Regions from separate parts of the Homo sapiens genome. Here region 2 is linked to region 1. A link is a loop called in an ENCODE intact Hi-C map of the cell type or tissue named here. Cell type or tissue: mammary epithelial cell. All regions are shown on one strand. Links, peaks and the distances in the headings refer to the core of each region. The heading gives the core; the rest is flanking DNA.

Region 1 (10,366 bases), core at 388-8,387:
CACCCGGGCGTGGCGAGGGCCTCGGCGGTCGGGAGGCCTCTGCGGGGCAGCGGTCGGGAGCGAGGCCACGGGGCGCCAGGTACAGCCGGCGGGACGTCCAGTGCCAGCGCAGGAGCCGGGCGAGGCCGTGGCCTCCAGGGTTCCTGGGCGGAGGACAAGGCGCGCAGCCGCGTTGGCGCGAGTTTTAAATCGGTGCCTTCTCAGCTTTGCAAGTTCTTATCAATTGCTGCATGCCAGAGGAAGTTTTTAAAAAATGGCCCCCAGCTCTATTGCGGTGTAATTGATGGATAGAAATTGTATTTATTTAAGGTGAACAGCTGGATGATGTGATGGAGGCACGCAGGGTGGAGGGGTTACCACAGTCTAGGTACTCTACACATCCAGAGCCTCCCACAGTTGACAAATGGATTTTCCTAATCAGTTTCGTCGTGTTTTGTACTTAAGTTGAGGATTCCACACCGTGTGGTACTTTCAGAAGAGATGTAGTGGTGAATCAATCGCAACGGTAAGGGGAGCAGACCTGGACATCTGATACTTGATCAGCAATTCACCTTGCCTGAAAATGTTTTGACTTTGTTTCATGTTCCAAGTGCCGAAATGATCGCACGCCTCGTTAGAAGTTGAACGTTACTCTTTTCTTCAAATGCAGGTTGTGATGTTTTCCTAATTAGGTATTGAGAATTACCATTGGTATTTGGAATTAGATTGCGGAGCATTTAGGTAAATTCCTTGAGTTTTTCCACAGTATTTCATCTCAATTACAGTACAGATTTCAATATAGACACATTGTATTTCATGCTTTTTTTCTTTTTTTTTTTTCCCCCAGGAACCGTTCTCGCTATGTTGCCCAGGCTGGTCTTGAACTCCTCAGCTGAAATGAGCCTCCCACCTCGGCCTCCCAAAGTGCTGGGATTACAGGCGTCCCCTCTGCCCCAGTACTGTTTCCTCTCCCCAGCCCAGCCCCCACAGCTGCCTGCCCTGGCCTCACTCCCTGGCCTCCCCCATCCCAGCCTCTGGGTCCCTGAGTCAGTCCCTGGGGCTGTCTGCCTTCTAGGGGAGCCTCTGGTGTGGACCAGAAAGTAACCTAATCCCTTCCAGGCCCACCCTGGAAACAAAGGGATTTGTCCACTAGCCTGGTGGTGAGAACCATGTGGCCTCCTGTCTCTGGCAGAGAGGACTCCAGGATCAAGGGCAGGTAAAAGGAGGAGCCTCCTGGGGAGCTTCAGAAGGAGGGTCCCAAGTCCCTCCTGCCCCACTTCTGTGCCTGGGTCACTCACACCCCTGCCTGACTCTAGCCCCCCTTCTCCAGGGGTCTCCACAACATGTGAATCATGCCCAGCGTCTTCCATTACACCCTTGATAAAGTCCTCTCCTCACCAGGACCTCTGTCATTTTACCTCATGGTTTTGAAATAATTTTTGGTCTTCTTAGCAGTTTAAAAATATTGTTTTGTTTTTTTTCCTGAGTTTGGAGCATTCCTGTTACTAATTACATTTTTTTTTTAGACAGGTGTACACTACTACACCCAGCTAATTTGTTTTGTTTTGTTTTGTTTTGGTAGAGATAGGATCTTGCTATGGTACCCAGGCTGGTCTTCAACTCCTGGGCTCAAGCAATCCTCCTGCATTGGCCTCCCAAAGTGCTGGAATTACAGGCATGAGGCAGCACGCCCAGCCCTAATTACTTCTATTACGCCAAATTCCTTGTGTGGAATTCCTGTGCTTTGCACACAAATTGCCAGGTTGGCCCCAAAGGGGAAAAAAGTGGATCCCATTTTCCCATCTTCTATGCCTACGTGGCTGACAAATCTCCCGAATCCCACAGGAGCTGTCGCTGATCTTTGTCCTCTATTCGCTGAAATAAAGTTCACCATGGATTTCTGCTTCTTTTATTCATTGTCAGTCCACACATAGGGACAAATTCCTGTGCTCTCATTAGAAAGCCATTTGCTAAGTGAGAACTCCGGGGAGGCCAGGCCTGAAGGAGAGCTTGCTGTCAGTCATTTCGATCAGGGACGGGGCAGAGTCCATTGTCACAGGTGGAGCTGCCCAGCCATTCCCCGCCCCTAGGAAGTCTGGGCTGACTGGGGGAGGGAGTGCTTAGAAGGGGACCCCTGGGGGTTGAGGTGTCTTTGCTGCGTATTTCCCTGTTATCAGTGTCGAAGTTAAATACAGAGATGAATCCTCAAAATTAAAATGTTTTATTTGGGGAAAGAAGTGTAATTTGTGGATATCTGTAGCGTGAGTGGTCTTTAGGATGTCCAAAGAATGAAGAAAGGCTGGAGGTTTTATAAAGAGGAGAAATATTACTACTGCTCTTTAAGAAAGCTCATTGGCACTGGTGAGTTTGGGGAGCTGGCAAGCTCCGACTGATGAGTGAGGGCAGAGGGTAAAACGAGTCGTGTCAGCAGGTTGTTTAGTAGGCATTAGGTAAACTGGTTTCAGGTGGCAGCAGTTTCAGCAGCCGGTCTTACAGAGAATGACATTCTTGGAGAAATTCTATGTGCCCTGAGTGCTCCTTCCCGCTGGCCTCTTGACCCTTGGTTGGGTGGGACAAGAATGACCCAATTTGTGTGATTAGCTTTACATTTTTCTCTTTTGATCAAGATATTTCTCTGAAAGCATCGCTAACCAGCCGTTCTGCAGCCAGGCTTATCTGTCCCTGGGGCTGTAATGGGCTTGTGCCAGCTGTCTCTGTCCCACATTGGAGGGAACATGGCGGGGTCTAAGTCAGCAACCTGGGCCACATTTGTGTAATAACGAGGCCAGAAGGAAAAAATGTCTCAAAGCAGTTACTTTTTTTCTTTCTTTCTTTCTTTCCTTTTTGAGATGTAGTTTTGCTCTTGTAGTCCAGGCTGGAGTGCAGTGGCACTATCTTGGCTCACTGCAACCTCTGCCTCCTGGTTTCATGCGATTCTTCTGCCTCAGCCTCCTGAATAGCTGGAATTACAGGCATGCGCCACCACCCCCAGCTGATTTTTTTCCTCTCTCTCTCTCTCTCTCTTTTTTTTTTTTTTTTGTAGAGACAGGGTTTCACCATGTCGGCCAGGCTGGTCTTGAACTCCTGACTTCAGGTGATCTGCCCGCCTCAGCCTCCCAAAGTGCTGGGGTTGCAGGCGTGAACCACTGCACCTGGCCTCAAAGCAGTTTCATCTGGAGTCCAGTATTACATTTTATTTCATCTGCTTTGTAGGCATTAGTCATTATCTGGAGGTGTTGAGCAAGTATTATCCTGTTAGGAGAGTTGGCTTCGTTGAGATTAGACAGGCACTAAGAACAACATTTAAAAATTATAATGAAAAAATTGGCAACAATATAATAAACTTAGTTCGTAGAAGTGGTTTTGAACTAACAGCCCCAGCCTAAGGGCAACAAATTAAACAAAAGGCCATGGAGGAGACTGGGCCAGGCCTGTGATAGCCACTGAGAAGTATTTCATACAGGATCGAATTAATCACTACTTTGTGAACGCCAGGTTTATAAAAGGGACCACCAGTACAATTTGAACAAAAAACTGTGTTAGGGAAAATGCCAAATTTGCCCACTAGGTGGACTAAAAGGATTTCTTTTTTTTTTTTTTTTAGGTCAGGTTTTCTCAAGTTACCTATAGCAGTTACTTATTGTGAAATTTTAATTATAGCATTATCCTGCCAAATGAAGAATGGCATTGAGAGGGTGAGAGTCTCATTATTATATGGAGCCTTATAACAACGTCTTCGGAAAACCTGCTTTTTTAGGTTTCTTTTTCAATTTTTGTTTTTAAATAGTGAGGTCTCATCATGTTGCCCAGGCTGAAGTTTAACTCCTCTCGCCTCGGCCTTCCAAGTAGCTGGGACTACAGGCACCATGGCTGCTGGAACAGCTGTTTTTAGCAGGGAAAACGTCAACTGCTCCTCTTGGTTTGTGGTTTGATTGTCTCTGATTACGGCATCGTGCAATTTGGTGAACTTTTGGTGTGGTTCATATATCAGGCATAAGACTTGTTTTTTACTTTATTAATTTTGTTTTTTATTTTTATATTTTAAATTATTTCATACTAGTTTATTTAGGGGTTATTTTCACTCCTCAATAGATTTTTCCGTATTTTTTATAAGCTTCTTCACTCATAAGTTCATCTAGTTCTTTTTTTTTTTTTTTTTTTTTTTTTTTTGAGACAGTTTTGCTCTTGTTGCCCAGGCTGGAGTGCAGTGGCATGATCTTGGCTCACTGCAACCTCTGCCTCCTGGGTTCAAGTGATTCTCTTGCCTCAGCCTCCTGAGTAGCTGGGATTACAGGCAACTGCCACCACGCCCAGCTAAATTTTGTATTTTAGTGGAGATGGGGTTTCGCCACGTTGGCCAGGCTGGTCTCAAACTCCTAACCTCAGATTATCCACCTGCCTCAGCCTCTCAAAGTGCTGGGATTACAGGTGTGAGCCACTGCGCCCGGCCAAGTTCACCTAGTTCTGAAGAGTTACTCAGTGTCATCTTGATCGGCCAAACATTTTTATAACAAGATTTGTCAATAAGTTCTGTATTTTCTGCAAGAGCTTCATTAATTTCAGTTACTTCTCCTGATAAAGGAGAATGGAGTTCATGAACAGCTTTCACACTTTCCAAAGCACCAAATTCATCTTGTTTGTTCAATTTTGTCCCAGCTTCAGGCAGACTACAGTAAAAACATCTCCCAATACTTCCTGTGCAAAATGCCTGATTCCCACGGTTCCCATACCATTTCTTGTTGTTCTCCAACCACGTTTCCCCGAGAATTCATGCACCGAGAGCAGGGCGGGTTCCACGCACAAACCGTGCCCATCCCCAGCCACCAAGGCCTCAGCCGGTGAGGCATGGCAGGTGCCAAGGCCCCGCTCAAGCTGCAGCCCACAGCCCACCCACACTGCGCCACTCAGTGCCATGTTCGTAGGGAGGGGTGCAGAGGGTCTCCACGCTGCACTTTGGTCACTGTTTGTTTTTGTTTTTGTTTTTCTAGGGACAGGGTCTTGCTCTGTTGCCCAGGATGGAGGTGCAGTGGTGCAATCCTAATTTACTGCAGGCTTGAAGTAGCTGGGACTATAGGCGTGTGCCACCACACCCAGCTAACTTATTTTTTGTAGAGACAGAGATCTCGCTATGTTGCCCAGGCTGGAGTGCAGTGACATGATCATAGCTCACTGCAGCCTAACTCCTGGGCTCAAGTGATTCTCCCACCTCAGCCTCCCAAGCAGCTGAGACTACAGGTATTAATATATGCCATAGCACCTGGCTAATTCGTTTTATTTTATTATTTGCAGAGAAGGGGTCTCACTTTGTTGCCCAGGCTGGTCTCAAACTCCTGGCTTCAAGTGATGCTTCAAGGGATCCTCCCACCTTGGACTTTGTTTTGTAATATCAGTTTAGTTTTAGCTTAGTGGGCTTCAGGAACAGAGCAGTTTTCATTTTGCTAATTTTATGGAAGAAAGTTGGATTGGAGGAACCTAGAATAATTTAGGATTTAGTCTAAAGTAGATAAGAACTAAAAAAACAGTGCATAGAGTTACAATCTAATAACAGGTGTATTATAGCTTTTTTTTTAAGGACTATAACTCTTCTTTTTACTTTGATCATATAGGAATTTCAGATGAAAAATCTCTTGAGGCTAGAAAGTCAAACTAAATAAGACTTTAGATTTTACTCATAGTCCTAAGGTTCTTGGGCCTGCCAGAAAATGACAGTTTTTATTAACTTACTGTAAGTCTGAGGACCCTCGAAGTCAGATATTTTATGTATATTTTAAAATATGCCATTTTAGTCAGTCTTGGTAATGTAACCGGTGTTTTTCATTGTATTTTGTTATAAACAGAGCAGATTTTATTGGACTTATATAAATAACCGTATTGTCATAAGTATACTCACGTATAGTTTTCACATTTTGGAGGAATCAAGTGAGGAGAAAAAACAAATTTTTTATCTTTGTTTAAAAAAATGTATTTTATCAAATTGTAGTAAATTATAGATAGCTTAAAAGAGAAGATTTTCTTAAATCTGGAAGACAAAACATTTGAGTAAAGAGCCAATAACATTTTAAATAAAAATTATAAAAATATTTTTATCATTTATTATTTATCATTTTTATCATTTATTCTTTAATTTTATGTCATTAACTTTTGTTCTGCTTGATTTTTATTAGTTTTATGAATCTATTAATTTTTATAAGAGTTTTAGAAATTTTTATTTAGTCCATCGATCTTAAAGTTATTAGAGATCCGTATTTAAGAGTACTTGTTGGAGTCTTTTCTATGAATCTGACTGTGAACGTTTTTAGAGAAGAGTTTAAAATAATAACAGTGAATGACAAAAACTTAGCATAGCCATGTGTGTTAGGTCGTTCTTGCATTGCTGTATAGAAATATATAGCAGAGACTGGGTAATTTATAAGAAAAGAGGTTCGATTGGTTCACAGTTCTGCAGGCGATACAGGAAGCATGGTACTGACATCAGCTCAGCTTCTAGTGAGGGCCTCAGGAAGCTGACAATCATGGTGGAAGGTGAAGGAGACGCAGGCATCTCACGTGGCCAGAGCAGGAGCGAGAGGGTGCGGGGGCTGCCACACTGAACGACCAGATCTCAGAAGAATTCACTCACTATTGTGAGGCAGCACCAAGCCATGACAGACCTGCCCCCATGACCCAAACACCTCCACGGGTCCTCCCTCCAACACCGGGGATTACAATTCAACATGAGATATGGCCAGAACATATATTCAAACCACATCACCAGGGTTAAAAATCTGATGAAAGTTTCCAATTGAAAAGGATACTTAATTATTTCTACTACATATAGATAGCACTTTAAGATAACAACCGATAACAACCAGAATTATGAATTATGACTGACAGCATATTAGATTTTTATAAAGTTATATATTTTTTGAAATATTTATATTAACATACTCATCTATGTAGCTAAAAGATCTAATATGAATTATTATTTGACATTTAAAAAATGTAATTTGCCAAATCAGCCTAATCATTTAGTATCTCTATAAGATGAGAGAGAGATTTTTTGAGGCTTTTCAGGGCCCCATCTAAAAAATTTCAAAGTTAATTTTAGGCAAAAGAGACTTGAATTTAGGATTGATTTTCAGGAAGTTTGTCAAAGACGTTAAAAGGCTCAAAACACTTGATCAAAACAGAGTTGCATTGTAAAATCATATTTATTTAACCAGAGTGATAATTAAAAGACTTTGAAAGCAATGCAGAAAGTTATATAGATATAAAAACCTTAACCCTTTTAAAGCTTAGGTTTTTGTAAGTAATTACAAGCCTAATAAAGACAACATAGAAAATTATCTTGATAAAACATAAAATTTTTGTGGTTTTAGACCAGCTACCAAAAGGTAAAGAAAAACCTTTTGTAGTATGATTGTTTTTCTTTATAGGAGCTAATTTAGATAACTTGGAAGTCAAACCTGATGAAAAAGGGACTTGGATTTAATCAAACACAAAAAGAATGTGTCCAAGGTTATTAGCGTAACAATTTAGATACCTTAAGAAAAGCCAACAGTACAAAATTAAATTATACTAGAAGAAAACATTGCTTTTTTAGGCCTTTCAGATAAACATTTTAGTGACAGTCTGTAAAAGCAGAGTTAGAACCAGAGAAAAAAGTTACAGGAGGCTGGGCACAGTGAATCACACCTGTAATCCCAGCACTTTGGGAGGCCAAGGTGGGAGGATCATTTGAGACCAGGAGTTTGAGATCAGCTTGGGCAACATAACAAGACCTGTCTCTTGAAAAAAAAAGTTACAGGAGTTGACCTAAAAAAACTGAAGGGAAGAGTTAGCATTCCAGGCCTTTCCAGGGAAGAAACAGCTGAAGTCAATGAAAATAAATCGTATGAAGCAAGATACAGTAAAAGTTGAACCATTGAGATATACATCTGAGAAATTTTTCCTTTTTTTTTTCTTTTTTTTTTTTTTGAGACAGAGTCTCGCCCTGTTGCCCAGGCTGGAGTGCAGTGGCACGATCTCGGCTCACTGCAAGCTCTGCCTTCTGGGTTCACGCCATTCTCCTGCCACAGCCTCCTGAGTAGCTGGGACTACAGGTGTGTGCCACCACGCCCGGCTAATTTTTTGTATTTTTAGTAGAGACAGGGTCTCACTGTGTTAGCCAGGATGGTCTCAATCTCCTGACCTTGTGATCCTTCCGCCTCGGCCTCCCAGAGTGCTGGGATTACAGGAGTGAGCCACCGCGCCTGGCCAGTCAAACACTTTTTCATACTCTTATGAGCCATTCAGAAGTCTACTTTTTTGACATTCCCATTTAAATTTTTAAGAAGCCAGTTTTTCTACTGGGTCTCTGCCTTGGTATGATTGATTTGTAGGAGTGCTTTGTGTTTTCTGGACACTAGTATTTTTCAGATACACGTATTACGGTATCTCCTGGAATTGTGCAACCTCTCTTTTTACTTTATTGCTGGTGTTAAATGAATGGAGAGGATGCCATTGGTTTGGAGTGAGCTTCTGCACTAGGACCAACAGACCAAGCTGAAATGCAGCTACTCATGCGGGGAGTTTCATACCACCAAGCAGAAACTAAGTTGTTTATCTGACCCTCTTTCAGGAGATAGAGAGAGAGAGAGCCCCCAAATCCCCAAATAGGCCAGTTTTAGCCGGTGTGATAAGGGAAGTCCGCTGTGCTTTAACCATGACAAGGAAAGTAAGTTTGAGATGACCAATCTGCTTTTTGGTCTCTGTCTCTGCTTTCTTCCACCTTTCCTGCCTACAAAGCCAACCTCTCCTGCTCAGCTCATCCAAATGCTCCTTTTATTTCCTAAGAATGAGGGGTTGCCTAAGTCTGGAATTGCAGATAAAAACCTATTCAATCTTAACTGAATTTGTTGTATTTTGTCATTTGACATTAGTGACTTTGAGGAACACAGGTTTTCATTTTAACTGTATTCTTTCTTTCTTTCTTTCTTTCTTTCTTTCTTTCTTTCTTTCTTTCTTTCTTTCTTAAGACAGGGCCTCACTCTGCCACCCATGCTGAGTTCAATGGCACAATCTCCACTCACTGCAGCCTCAACCTCTTGGGCTCAAACGATCCACCAACCTCAGCCTCCCAAGTAGCTGGGACTGCAAGTGCACACCACCATGCCTGGCTAATTTTTGTATTTTTTGTAGAGACAGAGTTTCACCATATTGCCCAGGCTGGTCTTGAACTCGTGGGCTCAAGTGATCAGCCCACCTCAGCCTCTGAAAGTGTTACAGGCATGAGCCACCGTGCCTGGCCCATTTTAACAGTATTCTACTTACCTTTCCCTGCTTCGTGGGGGAGAAAAAAGGTGCAGCCCTGTCCCCAGAAGCTGGTGGCAACCCAGCTGGGCTGAGTTACTCTCCTGTAGGACAGGAGCCACCTCAGAGACCACCAATATCAGACGAGGTGTCTCTGAGACGGTGACAGAATGAGACAAGACAAGGCCACTCTTAACTTTGTCCGAACACAGACAAAAGCAAGGTCAGTGTGCCCCCCTCAAATTCCCAGCCAGCCCCTCTGTTGGCAAAAATGAGTGGCAGCAGCTGCTTTATGGGTTCTCCATTCTTCTCTGCCCACCGCAGAGGAGCTTTGTCGAGATGCCTGATCACAGAACCACCCTGAGTTCTGACAGCATCCACATTACAGAGAACCTCTGCTTCTTTGCACCCTCCCCCAAGCCCCCAGCTCTGGCTCAGTGTGGGCACAAGTTCTTTCTAACCCCTCTGAGCGTGTGTCTGGCGCTTCCCGTGGTGGCTGCTCTTCCTCTCTGCAATGCATAATGAGCTCAAACTGCTCAGCTACAAGTGGGTCCAGTGGCCTTTAGCTGGAGTGTGTTGACAGTAAGAAGCATGTGTGTGTGTTAAGAAATGTTTACATCAAAGTCAAGCAGGCATGCTGCCGGAAGGACAACCAACAGTCTGAGGGTGCCTAGAACTGAGGGTGCTCTCAGACCTCAGGATTTCCACTTCAAAGCCGGCAAGATCCCAGGTGAGCTGGAACAAGTTGGTCAACCTAGCTGTCTTACTGAGGCCTTCTACCCATCTCTGCAGATCTTGAGCTTCTACTTTGTAGATTTGGGGGTGCTGGGGACAGAATTTGACAGCCAGGACCTGCCCAAGAAGGAGAATCCAATAAGAGGCCCCAGAAAGTTTTTAAACTATTTGCACTCAATTTTCAAGTGCGTATGTTAATTATGTCAATTATGAGACTGACTGAGTTGGGCTCCCTCTGTTTCTATATCAAATTAAGTTACCCAGGAAACACTATCTCTTTTTTAAAAAACTTTGATAAGTAGGTCATAAATATATTTAGAACTACATGGAAATTAAATGTTACTGTTACATACAATGCTATAAATGACTTAAAACATGCAAA
Region 2 (8,000 bases), core at 1-8,000, 79 kb after region 1:
CTGAGGCCAGGAAGAGCTGTGCTGGGGGAGGGGGCAGGGCGTGGGCCTGGGGGACACCATAGCTGGGCTTGAAGGGGCACAGGAGAGGGGTGTGCAGAGTGGGAAAGAGCCCACGCAAAGGCGTGGAGGGAGACCTGGGGACCGGGTGGAGAGACCCAGGCTGGAGAGAGAGGGAGACCCAGGGACAGGGTGGAGAGGGAGGGAGGGAGGGAGACATGGGGGCAGGGTGGAGAGGGAGGGAGGAGGGAGACATGGGGGCAGGGTGGAGAGGGAGGGAGGAGGGAGACATGGGGGCAGGGTGGAGAGGGAGGGAGGAGGGAGACATGGGGGCAGGGTGGAGAGGGAGGGAGGGAGGGAGACATGGGGACAGGGTGGAGAGGGAGGGAGGAGGGAGACATGGGGGCAGGGTGGAGAGGGAGGGAGGAGGGAGACATGGGGGCAGGGTGGAGAGGGAGGGAGGAGGGAGACATGGGGGCAGGGTGGAGAGGGAGGGAGGAGGGAGACATGGGGGCAGGGTGGAGAGGGAGGGAGGAGGGAGACATGGGGGCAGGGTGGAGAGGGAGGGAGGAGGGAGACATGGGGGCAGGGTGGAGAGGGAGGGAGGGAGGGAGACATGGGGACAGGGTGGAGAGGGAGGGAGGGAGGGAGACACGGGGACAGGGTGGAGAGGGAGGGAGGGAGGGAGACATGGGGACAGGGTGGCGAGGGAGAGAGGGAGACCGGGGGACAGGTGGTGGAGAGGGAGGGAGGGGGTGATGCAGCTGCGGGTGACGGGGCCAACGGGGTTGGGGAGTAGTTGGAGGGGAACTCCCAGGGTGATGTAAGGGCCACTCTCTCTGAGCCACAGCCTGGAAGACAGGCCTGCTGGGGATGGGGAATCCTTCCCCACCCCATGGCAGGGTGGCCTGGGGAAGGGGATGAACCAGGGGCTTTCTGTGAGCTCCACATCCCAGAATCTCCAAAAGAATGGACTTGGAGAGATTCGAGCTGGGATTTCCAAAGGCTTGGATGACTCACCGACCCCCCAGCACAACCCGGGATCAAAACCTCCTTCCTCCTGACCAGGTCTCAGAATCCCCTGGCTTTCAGAGAGGGCTTTCTCCCCAGGGGTGGGGGGTCCGCCTCCCCCTCAGATTCCAGGACTGGAGGCGTGCCCACCCCTGGTGGGGCTGATGGAGGATGGCCAAGAGCAGATTAGGAGAAGGGGCTCTCTCCATTCCCCCTCCAGCCTTGAGGGTCTGAGGGTCCAAGGCCTACCTCCTGCCTCTGGTCTTCAGGCCCCTGGGCAGTCAGGTCTGGGCTGGGGTTGCTCCAATACCAGCCCCCTTGGCCCTGAAGCTCTGGTAGGAAGCTAGTGGAAGCAGGTGGGGTACACACCTGATGTCGGGGTAGCTCCGGATAAGAGTCTCCAGGTGCCGCTGGATGTCATCTTTGTAGGTCTCGCCCAGGATCTCAGCCACGCACTGGATGGCTTGGTCCAACCATGTGGCCTCGGAACCCTGCGAGACAGAGCCACCGCCTGCCCCAACAGCCCTCTCCCCACCGCTGCTCCAACTCCTGCAAGAGCGCGAGGTCAGTGCGAGGTCAGCCCTCCCGCAGCGTCAGCCCTCCTGTAGTCACTCTGGCTCGGTGCCGGGACTGCCTCCCCCAAAACAGAACGGGAGCGTGCCTGGGCACCGAGGGCTCATGGGCTGGCTACACAGCCTTCATCTCCCCTCCGATCCCATCCTGCTTGGACAGGAAAACCGAGGCCAGCCTGAAAGCACTGCTAGGGGGCAGACGAGGGGTGTGCAGGGGCGCTGGTGCCTCCACTCTGAGGGCTCTGGCCTGAGGTGGGGGACACCTCCCAAAGGCCCTGACCGTGAGATGGGGCTGTGACCCTCGCCCCTTCCCCGCACCCCTGCAAACTGTATGCAAATGTATGCAAAGTGCCGCCCTCCCACCTGGTTCCCTCCACCCCCCAGCCCCACAGGCGCCCCAGTCCCTGTTCCACCTGATCCAGAGTGGGGAGAACCACTCCTGCCAAAAGCCCTCCCGGCGCTAAGGCCCTAGTCACTGCCACCACTCCCCACACAGAGGCGAGCACCGAAGGGCAGTCATGCCGCCCCTACCAGGCCCTGGAAGGTGTCGCTGATGGCCTGGGCATCCAGGCTCATCTTCTGGGAGCCATGCATGCGCTCCATGCCCCGGAACCGCTCCCGTGGCCTCAGCGCCCGCGCCAGGTACTCGCGGACCACGAACCGGTGCACCTCCTGCAGAGTCTCCTGGGCGGCCCAGGGTCAGGGTCAGGGTCAGGGTCAACAGCCCCAATCCTGGGCACAGCCCTGCCAGGGCCCTCCCCCTTGTGGTACCTGTGCCCGCGGCCGGGCCACACGCTGGAGATGACCGGCGAAGGTCACCACCTTGTCCATGAGGGGATGCAGCCAGTCCTGCGTCAGCCAGTCCCTGGTGCACACAACCCTGAAGAGCGGCTGGGGACAGAGGGGCTGGGAGTCTGCAAATGTGCACTACGCCCGCAACGTAACCCCTCCCTCGAAGCCCAGTGTGCCACTCCTGACCCCTTCCCTCCTGGGTTTGGGGTGCCATTCCCTCTCCTAGCCACAGGTTATGTCACGAGCCCTTTCCCAGAATGCCTCTCCCAGGCCCCAAGCTCTAGGGGCAGGGTTTGAGTCTGTGCAGTCAGATCTGCTCAGGGCATGCCCTGGAGAAGCCTTGAGGGACTGGGTGAGGACCCTGGGCCTGGATCCGTGGACCCACCATCCCAGGCTTCGGGGGTGACCACTAAGAGCTGGAGACTGAAGTGAGAAGGCAGGCGTCTCCCAGCCGCCCCTGCTCAGCTGGGACCTCACCTGGGTCCCCTGCCCACTACCCTACACACACACCCATGAGCTCACCCTGGAATAAATGAATGCTGTGACCTGGGCCCCCAGGCTCTAGGAAATAGGGGGTGCCTGCTGGGCATGGGAAGTAGGGAGAGAGGGCCTATCACAGTCACCTGCAACTCACGCTGCAAGCCCTGAAGCAAGTGCTTCTGGAAGCTGCAGGTGGCCGTCACCAGGGGCTTCTCCAGCTCCTCTTGGGTTCCTGGGAACCTGGAGAGAAGACTGGTCCTGGGGAGGGGCCAGGACCAGCGATGAGGTGGGCAAGGGAGACCAGGCTGGGGAATAGAGCCGGGCACACAGCTCCACTCACTTAGACTACAATGTGAAGGGCAGCCCGTGGGGCTCCCCATTGTAGCTGTCTGCGAGCAGAGTCAAGTGGGGGACAGCACAGAAGCCCAGGGAGCCAGTCACAAAGGGGTGGGTCAGGGGTGGCTGACCCGTTCCCCTCTGGCAGCTCTGGGACAGACCTTCCATCCCTCTTGGTGATAAACAGTGCGGCATAGCCATGCCTGGAACATACCCTACCCTGAGCCTTATAACTGCCCCCTGAAGGTGACCATGTCCCTATTTCACTGTTGAGGAAACTGAGGGCCAGGCTATACGCAGTCCCCGCAGCCAGGGACACAGTAGAGCAGGCTGGAGTTCCATCAAGGGTTTGGCCAGAGGCTGCCTACCAAGGGGCAGAGAACGCTCCCTGGAGCTGAAACCCCAGGGTCCCAGCACCAAGGACAAGCCTGGCACAGATTAAGGACGAGAGTGTTGGAGAAGCAGTGCCTGATGGTCATGCTTTGGATTTAGGCAGGCCTAGTTCAAGTCCCAGCTCCACCACTTCCTGGCTACGTGGCCACGGGCAAGTGGCACCTCCTTTCCAGGCCTGTGCTCTGCACCTGTGCGTGGGTATACTGCGCTTGGGATGAGACGTGTCAGGCAGGGAAGGCACCCACAAAGTGCCTGGCACTGAGAAGTGCTCACAAAGAGCCAATGGGAACTGAGTCCCCTGAGGCACAGAGGTCCCACACCACCCCAGGGAGCAGGTGCTCTGATCCTATTTGACAGGTGGCAAAAGAGCCACAGAGGGGAGGTGGCTTGTCCCGGAGCACACAGCCAGCAGGTGGCACAGCTGTTCTTTGAAGTCAGACAAATGAGAAGTACTTCGGGACACTAAAATTTACACACTTTTAAAAAAGGATAAACCCAGATGGGGAGGCTCAGTCTGTGCCTCTGGCGCTGCCGCATCTGCTGAGGCCTGGCCTGGAGCTGAGGGCACGGAAGGCCAACAGCTACTGCCAGCCCACAGGGAGGGCGTCTGCCTTCTGGGGACACAGAGACCCAGACCTCACCCCAGCAAAGCCCAGGGTGCAGGCTGAGGGAGGCTTCCCAGAGAAGGAGGTGTCCCAAGATGGAAGAAATGCTGCCTGGGATGAAGGGAGGGAAAAATGGAGCCCAGGGCAGCAGGCAGGGAGCTGGAACCCCTCGGCCTCTGCTCAGCCTTGAAGAGCCATCCACACTCCCCCAGGGCCCCTGCTCGGATGGACACACACACACAAGACACACGCATCTAGGCTCTGACACACACACACCACTCAGCTCCACCCCTACACGCACATGCATAAACACCTCTTAGCTCCAACACACACACACACACACACACACAGCCCTCAGCTCTGCCAAACACGCACACACACAGCCTCAGCTCTCCACGCATGCACACACAGGCACACACCCTCAGCTCCATCACACACGCACACACACCCCCCAACTCTGCTACACACACACGCACACACACCCCTCAGATCCACCAACACACAGACACAAACACACACACACACTCCTCACCTCTGCCCCCTCCACGCGCGCGCACTCCCCTCCATCCAGGTTCCCGGCGCTCGCGCGCCCCCTGCTGGCCACGCTGCGCCCGCACAGGAGCGGGCGAGCCCTACCTGAGCTCCTCGCAGGCGTTGATGTAGGCGCCCAGGTGCGGCTCGCTCACCGCCTCCGACGCCAGAAAAGCCTTTTCAAACCTGGGGCGGGATACACAGAGCCTTTGGGGACCCTCCCTAGCTGCGCGATGACCCTGGGTCCACCCTCCCAATCAGGTCCCTACGCAGACTCCTCCCTCCCACCTGCAGAGCGCACCCGGCCAGGTCGCTCCCCTACTGAGGATGCGTCCGCACCTGGGCACGAAGAGGCCGAGCGCCCGCGTGCAGATTCGCAGGGTGGTGGCCTCCAGCTCCGCGGAGATGGCGCCGGCCGCCTTCACGTGCTCGGCCACGAGCTGCGAGCGAAGCCCCGCACTGAGCGTGCCTCCCAGCCCCCGACCTGAGGCCGCGGGTCCCCTGGTAGCCCCCGCTGCGCCTCCAGCCCGCCCCGCTGTGCCTGTCAGTCTTGGCCCCTCCAGCTTTCAGCCGCCCAACTGGAGAGTCAACTCCCGCAAACTCCCATCCAGCAGCCTCCCTGCCCGTCGGCGCGCCGGGGGTCCCCGATTTCCCCCCGCGTGGGGCCTCAGGCTCCCATCTAACGGAAGGGTTGGTTGGGACTGGATAGGAATTCGTTCTGGAAATCGCCACCGTGTGCGTGAGGCTTGAACAGACGCCCCTTCTCAGCCCCTGCTCCCGGGCCGCACCATATGGACGTCCATGGACAGCGGCGCCTGGTAGAGGCCCTGCAGCACCTCGGGGACCTCGGCGGCCGCCCAGTGACTCTGCTCCAGCTGCAAGATGCTGTCGAAGCAGCTTGCGATCTTGGCCTGGGGGGAGAAGGGATGGGCCGTGGTGAGACCCTCCCAGACCCCGTCCCGCGCCGTCCGGGATGAGGGCCGCCCTGTCGGGTCACAAGCCCGCGCCGGGGGCCACAGGGTGAACCAGAGCCAGCTCTGGCCGCCGATAGCCTGGGCGCCGCACATCCCCCCAGGGCCCGCCCCCTCCAGCCTGGCCCGCCCAGCCTGACCCGCCCGGCCTGACCTCCAGGAAGCTGGTGTAGTCGCTCTCCAGTCGGGCCCACACGTCCGGCGCCAGGAGCGGAGGCAGCGGCTCGGCGGGCAGCGCCAGCCCCGGGGCGCCCAGGAAGTCAGGACTGGAAGACAGGGCAGGGGGCTGGGGGCGGGAGCGGCTCTGATGCGGCAGCCGCTGCCCCTCTTCTGGCCAGGCTCAAAGTCTAACGCCAATCCCGAACCTGGGCATCTGTACACACACACACACACACACACACACACACACGCGCGCGCGCCTCTAGGCTGCCATGCCACACCCCCTCCCGGGAAGCCTCTGACAGCTGGGTTCCTGCCTTCCTGCAGAACGCTGAAGGACGGCTACCCAGATGGCACTCCGCCCTCTCCTCAAACACAGCTCAGGAATCGGCCACCCTCCAACCCGCAGCACGGAGGCCCACAGCAGGGCGGACACGGGTCTGACCCCACACAATTTAAGGAGCAATTTAAGGAGTGCGGGACTTCAGGCAACCTCCCCCACCTCCGTGGGCGCTCCTGCCGGTGGGGCTGGGAACCGCTCCGCGGGGAAGGCAATCCATCCTCATCCCAGGCAGAGAGCGGGAGGTGGCCGCTCCCCGCAGGCTGTACCCTGAACCCAGATGCCCGTCTGGCCTAACGGGGTGCCCTTTTCTTTTTTCTTTTCTTTCTTTCTTTCTTTTTTTTTTTTTTTTTGAGACAGAGTCTTGCTCTGTCGCCCATGCTGGAGTGCAATAGCGCGACCTCGGCTCACTGCAACCTCCGCCTCCCGGGTTCAAGCGATTCTCCTACCTCAGCCTCCGGAATAGCTGAGATTACAGGTGCGTGCCACCATGCCCGGCTAATTTTTGTAGAGACGGGGTTTCACCGTGTTGGCCAGGCTGATTTCGAACTCCTGACCTCAGGTGATCGGCCGCCTCAGCCTCCCAAAATGCTGGGATTACAGGCGTGAGCCATGGCGCCTGGCCAAGATGTGCCCTTTTCTGATGCGCCCAAAGGCACCTGGTGGAACCAGCACAGGCCCTGCTCCCATGGGAACCTCCCCGCGGAAACTTTTCAAATTCTGGAACTGTGTATGGGTGACCCCTAGAAAACCTGGGGCGGGAGCGCCCCACGGCCTAACCCGCCGAGGAAAGCATGTCGAAGCCCTCGGCTCTCAGCCCTCTCCCAGGGAGGGAACAGAGAAGAAAGGTCCGGTGCTCCTCAAAGCCGGCTCCCCAAGGCCTGCGGAGGAAGCGGCAGCTGTCCTCGCCACTGGGCGCCCTGGCCGAGACTCACCTGCCGTAGACGTTGGCGGCCCAGTCCAGCAGGATATAGAGCTGCTCGCAGCCGCGGGCGTCGCGCGCGAGCTCCTGGAGGCGCTGGGCCACGGCGCTGTGGAAGGCACGCAGATAGACCTCCCACGCTGGGAAGCCGGCCGCCGCATACGCGGGCTGCACCTCCTGCCGCACCTTCTGCAGGTCGCGGCGAACCAAGCCACCCAGCTCGGCCAGAAGCTGGGCCAAACCCGACGCGCCCTCCGCCTCCCCGAAGGCCCACCCCGCGCCCGGCCGCCGCACGCGCTCCTGAGCGCTTCGCCGCACCGCCTCCTCCCAGTGCTGGCGCCAGCGGCGCGGCGTGCGCAGGAAGTCGCCGTCGTCGGGGGGAGAAGGGTGGGCTTCCTCCTCCGCGCTCACCACGCGGGCCAGCTCGGCCAGCGCGGCCGCGTCCACACCGTCGCTGTCCAGCGTCTCGCGCACGATGGCGCCGATCTCGGCTGCCAGCCCGTCGTAAAGCAGGCACACGTCCATAGCGCGCCGCGCGAAGGCCGTAGGGTCCTGCTCAAAGGTGCGCGAGGCCTTCTCGGCCACCAGCAGCGTCTCCAGGCGCAGAAGCTGTTCGAAGGCCGCCAGCAGTTGCCGTTCAGTAATGAGGTCGGCCACGGATTTGCCTTCTGCACAGGCGGGCGAGAAGGGCGGTGAGAGGGACCGCCCCAAGACCCGAACCTGGACGAAGACCTGCAGGCCACGGCTCAATCCATCGGGGCTGGATTGTCTGTCCTCTGCCAGATGCCCCAGCACAGCTGAAGGCCTGCTCCAGGAACAACAGGCCCCAGCTGCCAGGAGCCCTCCCTTAGAGTCACCTTTGAAGAGGCAGAACCTGGGGCCCCAAGCCTG

Evidence for each region. Hi-C counts contacts between places; a loop is a spot of excess contacts. Peaks named below come from ENCODE experiments on the same cell type or tissue, not always from the same donor. Only the 100,000 strongest peaks of a DNase experiment are listed, where the experiment ranks them.
Region 2: a loop joins it to region 1, with 16 times the contacts of the local background. A loop is called at or near these places in 92 of 110 quality-filtered maps.

Annotation. Positions count from the first base shown.
Region 1 is chr14:103,178,731-103,189,096 of GRCh38, reverse strand. It overlaps LINC00605 (long intergenic non-protein coding RNA 605), which reads left to right and starts at 69. Exons shown (of 3, transcript NR_033938.1): 1 at 69-505; 2 at 650-720; 3 at 827-1,876. It also overlaps the pseudogene GCSHP2. In mammary epithelial cell, for the core only: a CTCF peak has its summit at 3,521; a DNase peak (open chromatin) is centred at 3,206; H3K27ac peaks cover 281 bases.
Region 2 is chr14:103,101,895-103,109,894 of GRCh38, reverse strand. EXOC3L4 (exocyst complex component 3 like 4) reads right to left here. Exons shown (of 12, transcript NM_001077594.2): 3 at 7,123-7,777; 4 at 5,843-5,954; 5 at 5,506-5,628; 6 at 5,057-5,157; 7 at 4,823-4,903; 8 at 2,996-3,110; 9 at 2,352-2,471; 10 at 2,112-2,264; 11 at 1,378-1,499. Among named protein-coding and RNA genes, the nearest start is that of EXOC3L4, 11 kb to the right of the region's middle. RefSeq lists enhancers at 1-200, 988-1,067, 4,587-5,337 and silencers at 758-817, 4,553-4,712. In mammary epithelial cell, for the core only: CTCF peaks have their summits at 3,962 (motif pointing right) and 4,775 (motif pointing left); a DNase peak (open chromatin) is centred at 4,784; H3K4me3 peaks cover 538 bases; H3K27me3 peaks cover 2,800 bases.